2 separate regions of the Homo sapiens genome follow, and region 1 is linked to region 2. Evidence: read pairs that join two places in POLR2A ChIA-PET (ENCODE). Cell type or tissue: OCI-LY7. All regions are shown on one strand.

Evidence for each region. ChIA-PET counts read pairs that join two places held together with the same protein. Peaks named below come from ENCODE experiments on the same cell type or tissue, not always from the same donor. Only the 100,000 strongest peaks of a DNase experiment are listed, where the experiment ranks them.
Region 1: POLR2A ChIA-PET joins it to region 2 with 6 read pairs; 2 of 35 experiments call an interaction of 5 or more read pairs at or near these places.

What each region holds. Positions count from the first base shown.
Region 1 is chr3:170,203,467-170,205,966 of GRCh38, reverse strand. No RefSeq gene overlaps it. Among named protein-coding and RNA genes, the nearest start is that of PRKCI, 18 kb to the left of the region's middle. In OCI-LY7, no CTCF peak of the experiment used is centred here; no DNase peak of the experiment used is centred here.
Region 2 is chr3:170,135,758-170,138,257 of GRCh38, reverse strand. PHC3 (polyhomeotic homolog 3) reads left to right here. Exons shown (of 15, transcript NM_024947.4): 7 at 1,593-1,839. Among named protein-coding and RNA genes, the nearest start is that of PHC3, 45 kb to the left of the region's middle. In OCI-LY7, no CTCF peak of the experiment used is centred here; no DNase peak of the experiment used is centred here; H3K27ac peaks cover 505 bases.

The DNA of each region.
Region 1 (2,500 bases), 68 kb before region 2:
TAGGACAGGCTGGGTGCAGTGGCTCACGCCTGTAATCCCAGCACTTTGGGAGGCCAAGTGGGTGGATTACATGAGGTGAGAAGGTTGAGACCAGCCCCACCAACATGGTGAAACCCTGTCTCTACCAAAACTACAAAAAAATTAGCTGGATGTGGTGGGAGGTGCCTGTAATCCCAGCTACTCAGGAGGCTGAGGCCGGAGAATCGCTTGAACCCCGGGGGGTGGAGTTTGCAGTGAGCCAAGACCGCGCCATTACACTCTAGCCTGGGCAACAAGAGCGAAACTCTGTCTCAAAAAAAAAAAAAAAAAGTAGGACAATGTTAATACAAAAAAGCAAGTGAAAGAAGAGATTTGTTTTAATGAACCACAGATGGGGAGTTCCATTAACCGGAGGAGTCAACAGTTAAAAAAAAGAATTATGGAACACTCATTTAATGAAAGCCACTGACTACTCAAAGAAGTCTAAGAAACCTCAAGATAATTGACTCTTACAGGGTTAACTGGTGTCAAGCACTATGCCCTCTCCATTTTTTCAAGAAAGTTACAATCCAGATGTGATGTCAGGTCACATGCTAGTGAAGAGAAAAAATGCAAAATAGTGCCAGCTATGTGTCAGTAAATTATAAATTGCAACAGCACATAAGTCTACTTCATCTTCTTTGAGAACTCTTCTTCTTTTCTTTGAGAACCCACTTGTGTCTGGCTAGACTAAAAGGCAAAGTAGACTAATAAAATGACATGTTGAAAGAGTTTGCACCAAGTACACTGTCACTGACAACAATCAACCATAACATGTAAGCCACCCTCCAATTTAAAAAGGCAGACCTGTTTTTGAGGGTGGCACATTCAATTGAAAATGTAAACCTAGTCCAGGGTTGGTGGCTCACACCTGTAATCCCAGCACTTTGGGAGGCCCAGGCAGAAGGAGCCTAAGAATTTGAGACCAGCCTGGGCAATATGGTGAGACCTCATCTCTACAAAAAAAAAAAAAGTAAAAAACAAAAACAAACAAACAAAAAACATTACTAGCCTGGACAATATGGTGAAACTCCGTCTCTACAAAAAATGGAAAAATTAGCCGAGGATGGTGGCTCCCACCTGTAGTCCCAGCTACTTGGAAGAATGAGGCATGAGAATCGCTTGAGCCTGGGTGGCGGAGGCTGTAGTGAGGTGAGATGGCGCCACTGTACTCCAGCCTGGCAACAGAGTGAGACTCTGTCTCAAAAAAAAAAACAAAAACAAAAAAAAACATTAGCCAAGCGTGGTGGCACGCGCCTGTAGTCCCAGTCCCTCCCTGTCGTCCCCCTGGGGAGGCTGAGGTGGGAGGATCGCTTGAGCTGCAGAGGCGGAGGTTGCAGTGAGCTGAGATTGGATCACTGCACTCCAGCCTGGGAGACAGAATGAGACCCTGGCTCAAAAAAAAAAAAAAAAAAAAAAAAGAGAGAAAGAAGTTATAAACCTATTTTAATAGTATCCCTGCTACAGCCCCTCACCCACCTCCACAATGGCCTCCTTCAATTATTGAGTTCTCTCCCACAGCCTCTAGGGTAAACGCCTCCCCCCAACAAAGTTGCTAACTGCTCCCCCCACACAGAAGACTAGCTCATTTTCTCCACCACTTCCGCCTATTTCCTAATGGACTCAAGTGTTTTCATATTGAATTTCTGCTGACCTTGAATTAAACTAAACTATATCCTATTTTGGGCCACAGATAAATCAGGGGGAAAGCAGAGTTCATAGTCTATGATGATTTTCTGGCTGCCTAATCACGTATACAATGTCAATGGGAATAGCACTCTAGAGATAAAGCTGCTTTAGTTCACCTGCACCCTGTGCTTTTCACCCCATGACTCAAGCAGGAGGTATTTTACTGAATTGAATGGCTTCCTATTCTGGATAAGAATAACAAATTAGGAAGCCCCCTATAATTAAATCATCCCAGGGCTCCATACACTGAGCCTTTTAAAGCAAAGCTCCCACTGTCATTAGATGCCTCAAGCAGGAGGCAGGAAACTTACCTTTGAAGTTCTTTTTGGCACATAGAAAACTGTAGGAACTCAACAAATATGAGCCTATGGTTTATATACACTTGAGTATTAAAATGAATCTTAGTGTGATAAGAGGGAACCCAGCAACAACAAGCAGAGCAAGTCTTTATTTTCTGCTTCCCTTGTTAATTTAAAGCTGTGACCTGGAAAGTTAGTTCAGCCTGCTGAGTAGTCTGTGTCCTCAAGTCAAACACAACTTTTAGGTAAGTGACTCTCATTTTATGTAACTTGAAATCTTTCAGTCAGAATCATGGAATGGTAGATACGACTAGCTGGAAATTACTCTATGTTGTCTTTGTTAGTCCTCTCATATTTCAGTATACATACAAATAAGGTGGGGATTTTTTCTTTCTTTCTTTCTTTCTTTTTTAGATGGAGTCTCACTCTGTCACACAGGCTGGAGTGCAGTGGCACAATCTCGGCTCACTGCAACCTCCGCCTCCTGGCTTAAA
Region 2 (2,500 bases):
TGAAAAGTTTGGCCTGAAGTATAGCTTTTTTAAAAAATTATTTATTTATTTATTTGTTTTTTTGAGACAGAGTCTTGCTCTGTCACCCAGACTTGTGGGCAATGGCGCAATATCTTGGCTCACTGCAGCCTCCGCCTCCCAGGCTCAAGCAGTTCATGCCTCAGCCTCCCGAGTAGCTGGGATTACAGGCATGCGCCACCATGCCTGGCTAATTTGTGTATTTTTAGTAGAGACAGGTTTGCCGTGTTGGTGAGGCTGGAACTCCTGGCCTGAAGTGATCCACCCACCTCGGCCTCCCAAAATGCTGGGATTACAGGTGCGAGGCACCACACCCAGCCTGAGAAAGGACAGCTTGTTTTGGAGACAGAGTCTCGCTCTGTTGCCCAGGCTGGAGTGCAGTGGTGCCATCTGGCTCACTGCACCCTTTGCCTCCTGGGTTCAAGTGATTCTCCTGCCTCAGCCTTCTGAGTAGCTGGGGCTACAGGTGCGTGCCACCACGCCTGGCTAATTTTTGTATCTTTAGTAGAGATGGAGTTTCACCATGTTGGCCAGGCTGGTCTTGAATTCCTTACCTCAGGTGATCTGCCTGCCTCGATTTCCCAAAGTGCTGGGAGAAGGTATAGCTTTTGAGCATCAGTTAATGATGTAGAGACGGAACACACATGAAACTGAAGAATGTTTTTATAAAGCAGCAGTATATCATTTGCTTGATCACTTCGGAGTCTCTTTTATTTCAGTTTCTCTCCCAGGGCCAGTGCTAGCCTGCATATATTTGATACATTCATTCTAGATAGGCAAGAAGTTCAGCAACTTTTGGAGCAGCATTTTTCTGTCTTGCATCTTGCTGTTTGGAAAGGTTATAAATCTCAGCTGAGATTAATTGGGATAATCCTTGCTACCATCCAGACTGGCAGTATGTTTCATATAGCCCTGAGTGTAGCAGGAGCCACCATAGAAAGCCATTTCAGGGTCATGCAGAGTCTTTTCAGTTCATGAGATGTAGTTTTCAAAGGCAGTGAATGTTCAATAACACCACCACCAAAATTTTACTAAATTAAAAGAGTTGCTTGAAAATGCTTTTCATAATTTTCACAATGGGGCAGATGATTTGATGAATTAATTTTCTTACAAGGTTAATGTCCCCTTAATCTCTATAGCTAGAACTGGTAACTTTTAAATGCAGTATGTTGCAGAGTAATTTCCTCATATTCACAGTTCATACATATATAATACACACACTGTCTGTATATATATATACATACTGCTTTTATTTAGTTCTTTATGATCCTTCCCTTCTCCTCCCCTTCCCTCCCCCTTTCTTCTTCCCTCTCTTCCTTTCTTTTTTTTCTCTCCCTCCCTCTTTTCTTTTCTCTTATGTCTTTTAAAAAATTGCCACTTAATATTTAAGATGTGATTACTTAGAATAATAACTCTCCTTTCCTTAAGGATTAATCAGTTCTTTCAAGTGCTTGGAGCTTTACGTATGAAAAGCATAATATAAATGTGTTGTCAGTATTGTCATAATGGTAATGATGACCACATCAATTAAAACCATCTGTTTTCATCCTAATTTTCTGTTATGTGGTTCTTAGGTTCAGAATTTAACATTACGCAGCCAGAAGTTGGGTGTATTATCTAGCTCACAGAATGGTCCACCAAAAAGCACTAGTCAAACTCAGTCATTGACAATTTGTCATAACAAAACAACAGTGACCAGTTCTAAAATCAGCCAACGAGATCCTTCTCCAGAAAGTAATAAGAAAGGAGAGAGCCCAAGCCTGGAATCACGAAGCACAGCTGTCACCCGGACATCAAGTATTCACCAGTTAATAGCACCAGGTGGGATAAAACTTTTGTTGAAAATAGTTGTATTATTCATTTTCTTAGCAGACAGAGCAAAACAAAGGATGTTCATGACTTGAACAGGAGTGACACCTTTAAAACATTTTAAAATGTGAATTTTATAAACTTAATCTTAATGTGTAGCTTGAAAAGAGACAAAAAAGCCCAAAAGATAAAATAAATTGTAACAATATAATAGGTTTTTTAAAATCAAATTACATTTGATTATCATCTTTAAGCACTGGTCTCTCCTTATATTGATAAAACCTTCTATCTTTAAAAAAAGATTTGCCTGTAGTTTATTTAATATACTTCAGTGGGATAATTTTTAAAGCTTTTAAAAAAGCAGTATACTATTTTGTTTAAAGTTGTTATCAGTGGGAGAAATTTGTCACTTTGAAACATAGGATTATGCATAATTATTTTCCTTATGTTGTTGTCTTTTTCTGCCTTTGATTTCATCTCTGAGAGGATCATCTCAGGCAATCACCTGAGTCACTGTCATTCTTCTCAAGCTTTGAATTCTACCTTTGCTTCCTTTACTTTATCCAGATAATCTTGCCTCATGGTTCTCATACTGAAAATGTGGGGGCCATCCAGAGTGAGCTTACTGTCTCTTCTGTTCATCTCAGAATTTCTCAGGATTGAATTTTGTTTA